Regions from separate parts of the Homo sapiens genome. Here all the other regions are linked to region 1. Evidence: chromatin contacts called from ENCODE Hi-C or POLR2A ChIA-PET data. All regions are on one chromosome and are shown on one strand. Each heading gives the region's core, a stretch centred on a gene start or an enhancer-like site at or near the end of the contact. The rest is flanking DNA. Distances are from core to core; before and after follow the strand shown.

Region 1 (4,596 bases), core at 555-3,054:
AAAAATATCAGCCAGGCGTGGTGACAGGTATTTGTAGTCCCAGCTACTTGGGAGGCTGAAGCAGGGGGATCCCTTGAGCTCAGGAGGTCAAGGCTACAATGAGCTGTGTTCTTGCCACTGCACTCCAGCCTGGGTGACAGAGTGAGACTTGTCTCAAAAAAAAAAAAAAATACACACACACACAAAGGAAAACCCTATTTAAAGGGGATCTTCTCAATTTTCCAGGCTCTCATTCCACTCCCATAGGGAAGTGTGGTTCTTTGGGTAGGCCACGCCTTCTCTGGGCTTCAATTTCCTCACCCTTCAAAATGTGGGAGTACCTGTGCTACCTTCTAGGGGCACTAGGAGAATTAAGTAAGATGATGCCTGAAGTGCTGGGACCCTAGTAAGTGTGTAATAACTGGTCTCCAGTTCGCCTGGAGCATTGAGGTTCACCTGGGAACGAGGATGGAGCTCCCCAGCCGTGGTGTCCTTGTCCTTGACAGGGCTCCGGATATCAATCCACCCCCAGTCACCAGGCAGACATGGTGCAGCCAGCAGAGCCTTGCTGCCGCTTGGCCAGCCATGGCCAGCCACTGGGAGGCAAGCACCCCAAGGAGGCAGGTGTCCCACACATCAGGCCACAGGAGGCTCCGCCAGAGCCCAGCCCAGGGGGACATGGGGACAGCTCTCAGGAAGCAATGCCCCCAATGTCCGTCGTGGCTCCAGAGGAAAAGACAGTCAACCCCTTCCTGCCATCCACGCCTGGACCTAAAAAAGCAAAAGGAGGGTAAGTCATCATCCAGTGCCATCCCCTGCCCCCAACAAGGATGCTCTTCTGCTGAGTTTCAGGTGGGGTGAATTCTAGTCCAGACTGCTCCTGACCTGGTAGAGGACCTTGGGCAAGTCATGCTCCGCTGGGTCTCAATTTCCCCATCTGTGTAATGGCTGGAATACCAGAATTCTTGGTTCCGTGAGCCTGTATATATGAGGATGTGGGGACATAAGGAGCCCCCTGAGATGAGAAGGCCAAGGGGATGAGGCTGGGGTGGAACTGAGTGTCCTGGGGGCTGAGAGGGGAGGGCAGGGGGGCAAACCTTCAGCTGAGCGCTTCCCCCACCTGGGGGTTTCTCTTCTATTCAGGGGTGAGGCTGTGGAGACCCACCCAGCACCGGGGCCTCTTCCTCCACCAGTAAGTAGGGCCATAGGGGGAACGGGGACGAGCTGTGTAGGAGAAAGGCAGGGGGGATCAGGAGGAGGAAGAGGGCAGAAGCGGATGTGGCACGTCAAACCCCTATTTGGAGTCAAACCAAGGAAGGTGTGTGTGGCTGTGTGTTAAAGTGCACATGGATGTGCACACGTGTGTGTGTGTGCCTGTGCCTGTGTGTATGCATGTGTGTGTATTCTGGGTGGGCATCAAGAATGCTCTTACACTCTGGAGCCCTTGGGTTCATCCCAGGTGGTGGCTTGTTCCACATCAGCATGGATTTCTTCCACCCATTTGCCCTCGGCCACAGCCACACAATCCAAAGCATCCCTGAACACCTGGGAGGCTTCCCCGACCCCTCCCAGCCATCCTTCCCTCCCCAAGCTCTGCCACTTCCTAGTTCTTTGACCTGACCAGGCAACCTGCAAATACACAGTCACTAGCATGCATGCCCTGCCAGCATCTGCCCTGTCTCATCCTGTTCTGTTCATTGGCAAAACCCCACCCTGGCTAAACTCACTCAGCCTTGTACCCATGTTGAGCAGCTTAATGCGGTTGGAGAACATCCTGTCTTATTGATGGGTTTCACTTTCAAGCATTAACCACTCATGTCAGATGCTGCCTGCAAGTCTCACTTTTCCTTGGCCACACCGCCCTCCCTCCGCTCCAGGTCATCATTTCACAACAGCATCCCCCACGCCCCTCATCTCACTCATGTGTCACTGACAAACAGAAGCATCAGATGAGAAGAAGCATCCCCAAACCCACCACCCTCCCTGCCTTGATTTGGCTGCAATGGGAGCTGTGAAGATGGGCCCCTGCTCCCATGGCTGTCTCCCCATTTATTCATTAGCTCTCGTCCCCTCCCCCCACCACATGATCCCTCTCTGCGTTACTACAGGACGATTCCATCAGCATACAAACATGGCTCAGCCTCCACAATATCAAAAGCTGCCTTTCTTTCTTTCTTTCCTTTTTTTTGAGACAGAGTCTCTGTTGCCCAGGCTGGAGTGCAGTGGTGTGATCACGGCTCACTGCAACCTCCACCTCCCGGGTTCAAGCTAGTCTCAGCCTCCTGAGTAGCTGGGACTACAGGCGTGTACAAACATACCTGGCGTCAAAAGCCGTCTTTCCTTGCTCCCCTTTGCAGCCCCATCCCTCAATAATTGTCCCCCTCACCTCCTCCGCTTGTCTTTTCTCAACACATCCCCATATGAGAGCTTTTATCGGGGTCTCCATAATCTCCATCTGGCTTATCAAATGGAAGAGCTCTGTCCTTACAGAGCCCACCTCGCAACAGCAGAAGACACAGTGGCTCCCTCTCTCCTCAATGCTGCCTTCTCCAGGCTCCATGACAGCCCTACCTTGGTTCTCCTCCCATGTCACTAGCAACTCCTTCCCAGTCTCCCTCCCTAGTTCCTCCTCATCTTCTCCACCCTCGGGGCTCCACCCTCTGGTCTCCCATCTCCATTCTCTCCCTGGATGATCTCATTCAGTCCCTCTGATGATTCCCAAATCCATATCTTCAGGCGAGACTTTGCCTTTTTCTTTTTTTGAATTGACAGAGTCTCTGTTGCCCAGGCTGAAGTGCAGTGGCGCAATCTCAGCTCACTGCAACCTCTGTCTCTGAGGTTCAAGCAATTCTCTTGCCTCAGCCTCCCGAGTAGGTGGGATTACAGGCAAGCACCACCTCACCCGGTTAATTTTTGTATTTTTAGTAAAGATGGGGTTTCACCATATTGGTCAGGCTGCTCTCGAACTCCTTACCTCCGGTGATCCGCCCGCCTCAGCCTCCCAAACTGCTGGGATCACAGGCGTGAGCCACCATGCCCAGCCATAGACCTTGCCTTTAAATTCCATGTTCATATATCCAATGGCCTACTTGAATTCCCTCTGGCTGGCTAATTCACTTCTCAAACATGACCACAGCAGTCTTCTTCAGCCCAGCAAATGACACTGCCTTTCTCACCCAAGGGGCTCATGCAACCCAGCTCAAAATCACCTCTGATTCCTCCTTTTCCCTCTATAATCCTTTCACGTGTCAACAAGCCCTGTTTAGTGCTACCTACAAAATAAATCCTGAATCCGTCCCTTCCTTCCACTCCCTCTTTCATTACCCTAGTCCAAGCCTCATCTTCTTAGAATAAGATCCAAAATCTTCACCAAGAGCCATAAAGCCCTATGTCTAGCCACTCTGGTCTAACCTCCAGCCCTTGGATATGCTAAGCCTAGTCTCACCCCAGGGCCTTTGAATGTTCCTGTGCCTGAACTCCTCTTCATAGACAGTCTTACGGCTCTCTTGAGTCATTCACTTTCAATTTCGACATCAGTTTTTCCACAAGGCCTTCCCTGGCCAGCCATCTCAAGGAGCCTGTCAGCCACACTCAGCCTATCACATTGTCCTGTTTTATTGTCTTTGTAGTACTTTCTCCCTCCGACATTATCTTTAAGTTGTCAACCTATTCATTATCTAGAACGCAAGCTCCCTGAGGGCAGCCTTGCTAGTTGACTTACTCCTCTATGCTTTGTGCCTCAAACAATGCCCAGCACGTGGTAGGTACTCAACAGGAATGTGTTGAATAAATGAATGGATGGGAATAAGATGAGGTACCTCTCCAGACTAGTGAGAAGTCAGATGAGAAATAAGAACTAGGCCGGATGCAGTGGCTTATCCCTGTAATCCAAGCACTTTGGGAGGCCGAGGCAAGTGGATCACCTGAGGTCAGGGGTTCAAGACCAGCCTGGCCAAAATACAAAAATTAGTGGGGCATGGTGGCGTGCACCTGTTGTCCCAGCTACTTTGGAGGCTGAGGCAGGAGAGTCACTTGAACCCGTGAGGCAGAGGATGCAGTGAGCCAAGATAGCGGCACTGCACTTCAGCCTGAGAAACAGAGCAAGCCTCTGTCTTGGAAAAAAAAAAAAGAGAGGGTATGGTGGCTCATGCTTGTAATCCCAGCACTTTGGGAGGCTGAGGCGGGAGGATCATGAGGTCAGGAGATCGAGACCATCCTGGCTAACAAGGTGAAACCGCTTCTCTACTAAAAATACAAAAAAATTAGCTGGGCATGGTGGCGGGCACCTGTAGTCCCAGCTACTTGGGAGGCTGAGGCAGGAGAATGGCATGAACCCAGGAGGCAGAGCTTCCAGTGAGCCGAGATCACGCCACTGCACTCCGGCCTGGGCGACAGAGCGAGACTCCATCTCAAAAAAAATAAAAATAAAAAAAAGAGAGAGAGAAATAAGAACTATTCCTTGCCTGTGTGTTTCTGCCTTTTACCCCATCCCTACCCCATGCAAAGCGTGGGCTGGATACTGTGGGGGAGAAGAGGAGAGGGCACAATTTAGCTCTGCAAGTACATACTGAGTGTCTGTGGCATACCAGGCCCAGTGCTTGGAGAGAAAGGACAAGG
Region 2 (4,596 bases), core at 1,257-3,756, 500 kb before region 1:
TCGGCACGGCTCTGGGCCAGCAGGTCCTCCACGCGGGACAGCTCCTGCTGCAGCAGCTGGTTCTCCTCCTGCAGCGACAGCAGCGATGCCATCTCTGTGGCCGGCAGCAGGACTGGCAAGGGACAGTGGGCACATGGTTGGCTTCTGGGTCCAGTGGGACATCCTCCCCCCAACAGGGAGGGCAAGAAAACCATCCAGGCCCCTGGGAGGAGTCCAGATGGGAATGGCTGCAGCACCAGGCCTGCAAACAGAGCTGAGAACAGGGAGGAAGGCAAGGAGGGGATACAAAGCTGGACGTAAAGTGAACACAACTCCAGCTAAAGTGTGGCCCAGCAGGTTTGGGAGGTGCAGGAGAGACACTCAGTCTAGGAGCCAGGAGACCCCTGAGTTCTTGCTCCCTCCTTTTCCAATTAGTCTTCTTCTCCGGGGCCTCAGATTTACTTATCTGTAATATGGGTGGGGCGGGCACGGACTCACGCCTGTAATCCCAGCACTTTGGGAGTCGAGATAGGAGGATCACCTGAGGTCAGGAGTTTGAGACTAGCCTGGCCAACACGGCGAAGCCCTGTCTCTACTAAAAATACAAAAATTAGCTGGGCATGGTGGTGTATGCCTGTAGTCCCAGCTACTTGGGAGGCTGAGACAGCAGAATCACTTGAACCGGGGAGGTGGAGGTTGCAGTGAGCTGAGATTGCGCCACTGCACTCCAGCCTGGGCAACACAGCGAGACTCTGTCTCAAAAAAAAAAAAAAAAAAAAAAAAGGTAGAATAGTAGTAACCAGATCCTCCCAGAAAAGCATCAAAGCCTCGCTCAAGAGAAGGGCTTCATGGAACTTTAAAGGCTAGGGCTCAGGAGAGCATAGCATAGGTCAGGTTGTGAGGAGAAGGAGAAAGAGAGAAGAGGGAAAGAAAGGCCAGCGGGAGAAGCGGGGTTGTCCACCTCCTGTGGGTTCCCCTTCTACCCTGGGAGAACTGGACATACACCCCAGGTGTCAGGGTGAGGGCCCTCTGAGTCTCTCCCTGTCTGGGGCTCCAGGGCGCCAACATCCCTGGCGCTCCCAAGGAGGGGGCCCGTCTGTAGCTTGGGAGTTGAACACAGACAATGGTTAGAGCACCAAAACGCCACACGCCAGCACACCAGCTGCAACTGAGTGTGCCTTTCCCAGATCCTCAAGCCACATAACTACACCGTGTGCGCCACCCACTGAGAGGAGCAGGGACCATCCGCCTTCCTGCCCACGTGGGAAACGGATGGACGGCGCCATCCACTCAGACTTCCGCAAAACCCTGGTCTGAGCTGAGCTGCCCTCTTCCTGTATCTTGGGTTCAGCCAGCTCACACCTTCCCCGGGTGGGAATACGGGATTTGGGGTTCACATCTCTGCAGCAGGCTACAGGCAAGCACGCAGGAGATGCTCGGCCCTTCCTTCTAGTTGCACCACATGCGGAATAAGTCTGGACAAATTACATCCCTGAGCCTCTGTTTCCTCATCTGTAAAATGGGTTCTTCTGTCATAAAGCTGTGCCTGCCCCACAGTGAGTTACAGTCATGATCATCATGGTGACTGCTCAGGAAAGGGACATGAGAAGAGGTAAAATGTGGGTGGTGTTTGTGGAGGGGAGCGGATGGGGGTGGCACCTGGGCTCTCAGGCTGGGAGAGGTTGCGGGTGACAATCTCCCTGATAAGGGCAGGCAGGCTGGTGATCTGAGCGTCCTGGGCCAGGTCCCGCGCGCCCAAGCCTTTCTCCTGGCACAGGACGCTGCTCTCCAGTGTCTGTGGGAAAAGCGAGAGGGTCTTCAGGGGACATGGGACCCGGGGCTCCCTGGCCTCGTGGGGAGAGCCACAGAATCCTACTGCCCAAGATACAGGTCCCCAGGAGCCCCCTCAAGATGGAGTGAAGCCTGGGAGTTAGAATCCAAAAAATCCCCATGCAAAGAGCCTCTTGTGTGCTCACTGCCCCAGGAAGAAGGCCCAGGGCCAGAGATGAGAACCAAACCCTACGGGTAACTCCCAAACCCCACTGGAGGCAGTCCAGTGTTGGGGGCCCCAATCCGGTTCCGACCCTAGATGGATGAGGATCTGGCTATGCCAGAGGTCCCCCAAGCCCTAAAATCTGGCAGTAGAGACCCCCTTCTCCCAACCCAGGGCACTGGGATGAGGGAGCCACAGCAGGTGCACCCTGTGTGTACCTCTGCCCCCCATCTTGCCAGGAACTGCAAGCGGGGGGCCCCTGTATACCCCACCACCACCACACCTCTCCCACCCCTTGATCCCCAAGACGCACACACCTCTCACCACTCCTGTTAAGTCCACGCTGCCCCGCCCCAGACAGGGTGGGCACAGCCCCCAGGACCCACCTGGATAACCGTCTCTAGTGTCAGCTCCACCTCCTGTGCCCCCGCCAGCCCCAAGCTCATGGGGGGGAGGCTGTGGGCATGCCTCCAGCCCCCTTCTCCAGGACCCCAAGACTAGCTCAGTCAGCACGCGCCACAGCCAGGATGCTGTGCTGAGCACCAGGCAGATTAAGCTTAAATCCGGCGGCGCCCCCATGTGACCACCGCGGTGGGAGGAGCAGGATGTGGGCTGAGGAGGGAGGGGATGGGAAAGGACAGGAGAGGAGGGAAGCAGAGGCAGGGAGCCAAAGGAAGAGGAAGGATGAAGAGAGGGGAGGAGAAGGGAGAGAAAAGGAGGGAGGAGAGAGAAGAGGGAATGGGAGGAGGAAACAGGGGAGACACCTGGAGGTCAGGACCTCACACACTCTTCACCCTGCGCAGGTTGCTGGGTCCTAGAGCCCTCCAAGCCCAGGGGGTGGGGTCAGTAGCCATGCGGCGGGAAAGGCCAGAGTCCTAAGTATTTGTGACCATCTTTCTGGCCCAGAACGGGAGTCACATGGTTAGCTAAGAATGAGAGGATTTACAGCATGCTGGGAGTATGTTTTCCCACAACAGGTGTAGGGCAAAGAATGCAGGCTGTGAGATCACCCAGGCCAGGCTTGGCACTTAGTTGGGCATGAGCGGTCCAGCCTGGACTGATGAGCATTTATGCAACACCTGCGGCATTCCTAGGTCTGACCTAGACACAGTGGTAGAGCCTCGAACTACAAATGCCCTAGCCTTGCCCTTCAGGCACTTATTGGGAAGCTTCTGGCCCCTTCACACCCACCCCAGCCCCCACTAGCTGGGTGCACCAGGGACACTGACTTTGCCTCTCTGAGACTCAGTGTCCTCTTACGTAAGATGTGATAATATTGGTACTCATCTCTCGGAGCCGTCCGGGGATGAAACAGTATCGTGTGTGCATACCCAGCACATGACATGGTGCTGGGGGGTCACGTGGCCAACACTCAAGAAATACTCATTTCATTCATTTGAAAATCCAGAAGGTACAGTCCCAGCCAGGCGCAGGCACTCATGCCTGTAATCTCGGCATTTTGGGAGGACAAAGCGGGTGGATCACCTGAGGTCAGGAGTTCAAGATCAGCCTGACCAATATGGTGAAACCCCGTCTCTACCAAAAATACAAAAATTAGCCGGGTGTGGTGGTGCACACCTGTAATCCCAGCTACTTGGGAGGCTGAGGCAGGAGAATCGATTGAACTCAGGAGGCAGAGGTTGCAGTGAGCCAAGATCGCGCCATTGCACTCCAGCCTGGGCAACAAGAGTGGAACTTTGTCTCAAAAAAAAAAAAAAAAAAGGCACAGTCCCTATATCCCAGGGCCCTGAGACCCAGAGGTCACCCACCACCTCCCATTGTTCTTTCCCTGGGGCAAGGAGGCTATGTGCTCTAGTGCTTAGGCGCACAGCTCTGGAGTCAGTATCAGGTCTGAGGTTGCATGTGAGACTCAGCTCTGTCACTTGCAACTATGGTGTTCAAGACAGTAAGACCTTGAACAGGTTACCTCCCTGAGCCTCAGTTTTCTCATCTCTAAAAGGAGACTAAACCAGGCCAGGTGCAGTGGCTCAAGCCTCTAATTCCAGCACTTTGGGAGGCTGAGGCGGGCAGATCACTTGAGGTCAGGAGTTTGAGACCAGCCTGGCCAACATAGTGAAACCCCATCTCTACTAAAAATACAAGAATTGGCCTGTAATCCCAGCACTTTGGGATGCTGAGGCAGGCGGATCAGGAGGTCAAGAGATTAAGACCATCCTGGCCTACATGGTGAAACCCCGTCTCTATTAAAAATACAAAAATTAGCTAGGCATGGTGGTGCACACCTGTAGTCCCAGCTACCTGGGAGGCTGAGTCAGGAGAATCGCTTGAACCTGGGAGGCAGAGGTTGCAGTGAGGCGAGATCATGCCACTGCACTCCAGCCTGGCGACACAGTAAGACTCCGTCTCAAAAATATAAATAAATAAATAAATAAATATAAAAAAAATTAGCTGGGGCGTGGTGGCATGTGCATATAATCCTAGCTACTCAGGAGGCTGAGGCAGGGGAATCACTTGAACCCAGGAGGAGGAGGTTGCAGTGAGCCGAGATTGTGCCACAGCACTCCAGCCTGGGTGACAGGGCAAGAGTCTGTCTCAAAAAAATAAAATAAAATAAAATGAGACTAGACCGAGTGTGGTGATTCAGGTCTATAATCCCAGCACTT
Region 3 (4,596 bases), core at 672-3,171, 480 kb before region 1:
AAAGCCAGTAGGCCTTGGGGACCATTGAGCAGTCTACAAAGCAGGGAAGCCTAGATCCCTGAGCTCCGCCTGCCAAGTACCACCACAGCTAACATGAGAGACCTCTGCCACAGAGACTGAAATTTGCCTCCCAAGGAAACAAGTGACTACAGACATCTGTCCCAGGACAGTAAACAAGGTCTCACAAAAACAAAAACAGCTGACCACACCATAAAATCACTGAGACCGAGCCTGCGACTATAGGCGAAAAAAAAAAGGCTATTATTCATACCGTGAAAGACCAGGGGAAAGTGCAGACACAGTCCCCTACTACTGTTGTGGGAATCAGGAGAACAGAGAGACCAATGGGTGGAACAGGAGGATTTTATTGAGTGCCCTCAGGCCCAGAGGATTAAAATCCAAAGGCTGAGCCCCGAACAAAGACAGGGTTTGACTTTTATACACACTTCAAAAAGGGGGTTGGCTAGTTTGAATGGCATGGTGGGACTATGATGGCACCAAACTCGCGGGGCAGGCAAGAGGGCTTACAGAAGCAGAACAAAGGCAGCTAGTCAAACTGTGACAGGTCTCACGAGGCAAGAATAGCTGGTGACCTTGCAGCTGCACTGAAGGGAAATCAAGAACTTAACAAAACTTGAATAGTGAGAAATGGTAAAGGGAAAAGAGAAGGTAATAAAAGCATTTGCTGTTTCTTGCTCTTATCCTTCCTAGGGATAACAGACTGTTAAGAGAGTCTCCAGAACTCATTTCTCAGCGATGTGGTTTTTCAGAAACTATCTGTTCCTGACCTTGCAGCCAAGCAAGTACAGGAAAATACTTTTTCTTTTTAATTTCTACCTTATTACTACAAGTTACAAAACAGAGGTTTCCACGTTTGGAAAAATAAGAGACAACAACATAGCCATAGAATGCATAGCCCTCAGCCTTACAGTAAACCACTTTGATAACCATAACATGTGCTCTACATACCACACATGTGAACTTCCGCCCCGCCACAGCTCCATACGCCTCACCCTTTACACGCACGGTCACTTGCCCCGAGCACCACCCCAGCCAATCCCCAATCACCCTGAGCCCTCCTAGCCCTAACGCACAGCTAGGACGCTCACGTCCAGCCAGCGGTCCCGGACTTGCTCCTACAGCACGGGAAATCCTTCATGGCGAAGCAGCAGCCCCTGCGCTGCCTCATCTACATAGAAACGCCCTATCGGTGATGTCACCAACAGTGCCTTTCCCAGTCCCCTTCTGTTCTTCCGCCCCACCCTCCTCCACTCAGCCCACCAACCCGGTGCCGCAGCCGGCGGGGGAAGTGACGTCCGCCTGTCCCTCCTTTCTGTCTCGCCCTTGTCTTTTGGGGAGGTGCGCCGAGACCCTGCATCTAGTCTCCCCCGAAGAAGTGATTACTTAACCTGTGTCCTGCGGAGGACCCTTCTGGCGGGCAGCTGGAAGCCTGTGCACCCGTCTTCAAATAATGGCTTTTAATAGCAGACTGGAACGTTTCGGATTACAAAGCAAACCGGACCCTTTCAAACCTGGTTATCTTTGTGAAGTAGCATTCCACTTAAAATTGGGAGCCCTTTAATAACAGAGAGAAATCATGTCTATGAAACTAGAGAAGCTGCTCAGATAACTGCAAACCAGCCATCCTTACTGGTTTTACGAGTAGTAGTGTTATAAAGAAAGTTGTCCAGTTTTATGAGTCTTGTAGGTTTGTTTTTTTGTTTTTCAAATACAGTAGTGTACAAAAAGGAAGCAGAATGTGGTTGCTGTCTCAATGTAATGCCTCGCTGGGCCTGAGAATTTGAAAATAAAAAAGTTCTCTTCTTTCCCCATTCTCCCTTTAGATGAAAAGTCTTTCTTGGCCGGGCGCGGTGGCTGACGCTTGTAAGCCCAGCACTTTGGGAGGCTGAGGCGGGCCGATCACGAGGTCAGGAGATCGAGACCACGGTGAAACCCCGTCTCTACTAAAAATAAAAAAAAAAAATTAGCCTGGCGTGGTGGCGGGCGCCTGTAGTCTCAGCTACTCGCAGAGGCTGAGGCAGGAGAATGGCGTGAACCCGGGAGGCGGAGCTTGCAGTGAGCTGAGATCGCCCACTGCACTCCAGCCTGGGCGACAGAGCGAGACTCCGTTTAAAAAAAAAAAAAGTATTTCTTGAAAGCATTGTCGATCAAAAGCTGTGTCCCTCCTTGCCAGAATGGCTCATTCCCAGATAGTCCTGTCCCACACGGGGGTCAGGGGAGGGAAGGAGACCTCTCTTTTTAACAGCGTCCAAAAGCTGAACTGGTGTGGCATCACAACATGGAAAAAAAAAAAAAAAAAGAGAGAGAGAGAGAGAGAGAGATATCTCGGCCAATTCTATAGTTGCTGTCACTTGTTGAATCATCTCTAGTTTTCAGAGTACCATGAATTTAGTTTCTCAAAAGAAGTAAAACAATGAGAAATACATAACATTAATAATTTGAGTAGTAGAAATATAATGCATACAAGAATGATCATCACAAAGAGAATCTGTATCCTGGAACAGTAAGGGAACCAGGGAACTGGGATTTGATGTTTCAGCCAACTGAAAACATCAGGGAAAACATCAAACCCCATTTCTTCTTTAGTGATTTCTTGCAGCCAAGTGGCTTCTTTTCTGATTTTTTCTAGAGAAGGTTCTACTACATGGGAAATGTATATGTATATGCAACAAAAGGTATTTGCCACCACACATCTCCCTGCTCAGCTAAATGTATCACCTAAAGTGATGTGATTATCTAGTACAACCTTAGCCAGTGACTAAATACCTTTTTATAGAGCTGCAAAAGAGGCCGCAGTTTCATCAGCAATGTTTTTCTTTCTTTTTCTTTTTCTTTCAGAGACAGTGTCTGGCTCTGTGGCTCAGGCTGGAGTGCAGTGGCGCCATCATAGCTCACTGCAGCCTCAAACTCTTTGGCTTAAGTGATTCTCCTGTCTCAGCCCCTGAGTCACTGGGATTACAGGCCAGAGCCACCATGCCTGGTTTTCATCAGCAATGTTTCCTGAGGTTACAAAAAGATTTGTAATCCTGGGAGGAAACACTCCCTTGAAGCAAGTGTTCTCCCCAAAAAAATGCAAGGAGCTATCTTCTTGATAGCCAGGCAGATAATTCTCAGGTTTTGCCCCACAGAATCTCTATCTAAAATAGAGCAGTGGTCATGCCTAGTGAAAAGTTTGAGGGAACTCGCCCAATGTTGGGTTTCTTCAGAGCCATATATATAGATATAACCAAATATCCTAAAAGACACTGCCCTTCATCATTCCATGCCGTTAGACATTTACAGGACCATGGATGGTGATCTCCTCCAGACAAAAATAAATGCTGGTGCAGAACAGGTAAGTGTATTATAATTTGAGTACATCAGCTTTTGGGCATTTTAAACCATGGGTCAGACATGTTAGAGCAAGAGGGCAGGTTGATAGCAAGAGGGAGTGTTTTTCTTTTAATTTTCCAATAGCAAAGTGATGTTTGCCACTGTCATTTCAGAGTGAGGTGACAATTTGTTGTTGTTTGGTTTTGTGGGTTTTTTGTTTGTTTGTTTTTGAGACAAGGTCTCACTGTCACCCAGGCTGGAGTGCAGTGGCATGATCAGGGTTTACTTCTGCTTTGACCTCACATATTCAAGCAAACCTCCTTACTAATCCTCCCGAGTAGCTGGGACTACAGGCACGTGCCCCCACACCCTGGGGTGTGAACTGGGATTTGATGTTTTCAGTTGGCTCTCTAATGGAATAGGTTCCCTTACTCTTCTAGAATCAGATTGTCTTCATGATTATCATTCTTGTGTGCATTATACTTCTACTACGCTGCTGATTTTTTCTTTTTTTTTTTAATTTTTATTTTTGAGACAGTCTTTCTCTGTCACCCAGGCTGTATTGCACTGGCAGGATCTTAGCTCACTGCAACCTCTGCCTCCTGGGTTCAAGCGATTCTTTTCCTTCAGCCTCCTGAGTAGCCACCTGGCTGATTTTTGTATTTTTAGTAGAGACAGGGTTTCACCATGTTGGCAGGCTGGTCTCGAACTCCTGACCTCGAGTGATCCGCCCGCCTTGGCCTCCTATAGTGCTGGGATTAAAGACATGAGCTACCACACCTGGCTCTCAAACCATTTTAATTAAGCAAAGACAGATTTGTCTGGCTTTTTAGTACAATGCTGAATTATCCTCCAATCTATATTTTTAGGAAGGACCTGGGGAGTGGCAACATGGAGATATTTGGTGAAAATGTGAACCTTTCATGTTCTGCTTCAGTCCCTTTTTGAAAATCCTTCCAATTTGCCTTTGCAACCAGTTAGTGGCCTTGCCTTCTTCACCAGCATGTGAATTGATTGATAAAGGTCAGAATATTTGGGCTCAAAGGTTTCAACAGTTAAGTCAAATTTTCTGCCAGAGCCTATAGAATCTCGGAGCCTGCTTTAGAAACAGAAGAGTGAAATGTATTTAAGTTTAGATCAGGGAAGTCCTTTATAATATTCTTAATTCACGTTTTGGTGAAGTGGTATACACAATGGTAGGCTCCCCTCTTCCTGTGGGTTTGGGTTTTACCTTTAAAGGGGCTGTCAGAACAGAAGTTTTGG

Evidence for each region. Hi-C counts contacts between places; a loop is a spot of excess contacts on that map. ChIA-PET counts read pairs that join two places held with the same protein, here RNA polymerase II (POLR2A). Pooled maps may share reads with other maps.
Region 2: a map of adrenal gland shows a loop between it and region 1 (4-fold over the local background). The contact joins the promoter of CROCC here to the enhancer-like site in region 1. A Hi-C loop is called at or near these places in 1 of 168 maps with a recorded cell type or tissue (adrenal gland) and 2 of 50 pooled maps. POLR2A ChIA-PET finds 5 or more read pairs at or near these places in 1 of 52 experiments (naive thymus-derived CD4-positive, alpha-beta T cell).
Region 3: a loop to region 1 is called in a pooled map, with 5 times the contacts of the local background. The contact joins two enhancer-like sites. A Hi-C loop is called at or near these places in 1 of 37 single-sample maps with no recorded cell type and 2 of 50 pooled maps. POLR2A ChIA-PET finds 5 or more read pairs at or near these places in 2 of 52 experiments (CD4-positive, alpha-beta memory T cell and naive thymus-derived CD4-positive, alpha-beta T cell).

Annotation. Positions count from the first base shown.
Region 1 is chr1:16,418,084-16,422,679 of GRCh38, reverse strand. SPATA21 (spermatogenesis associated 21) reads left to right here. Exons shown (of 13, transcript NM_198546.1): 4 at 709-769; 5 at 1,123-1,171. Among named protein-coding and RNA genes, the nearest start is that of SPATA21, 17 kb to the left of the region's middle. Within about 2 kb of position 1,804, at least 5 of the 41 ENCODE cell types and tissues checked have a DNase peak (open chromatin) inside an H3K27ac peak, as active enhancers do.
Region 2 is chr1:16,919,841-16,924,436 of GRCh38, reverse strand. CROCC (ciliary rootlet coiled-coil, rootletin) reads right to left here and starts at 2,506. Exons shown (of 37, transcript NM_014675.5): 1 at 2,359-2,506; 2 at 1,639-1,774; 3 at 1-112. The coding sequence starts at 2,418. RefSeq lists enhancers at 1-592, 776-1,547, 1,548-2,319, 2,320-3,091, 3,092-3,864.
Region 3 is chr1:16,901,575-16,906,170 of GRCh38, reverse strand. No RefSeq gene overlaps it. Among named protein-coding and RNA genes, the nearest start is that of RNU1-2, 7.9 kb to the right of the region's middle. RefSeq lists a silencer at 563-857 and enhancers at 598-1,237, 1,394-1,443, 1,544-1,593, 1,238-1,877, 2,064-2,343. Within about 2 kb of position 1,921, at least 41 of the 41 ENCODE cell types and tissues checked have a DNase peak (open chromatin) inside an H3K27ac peak, as active enhancers do.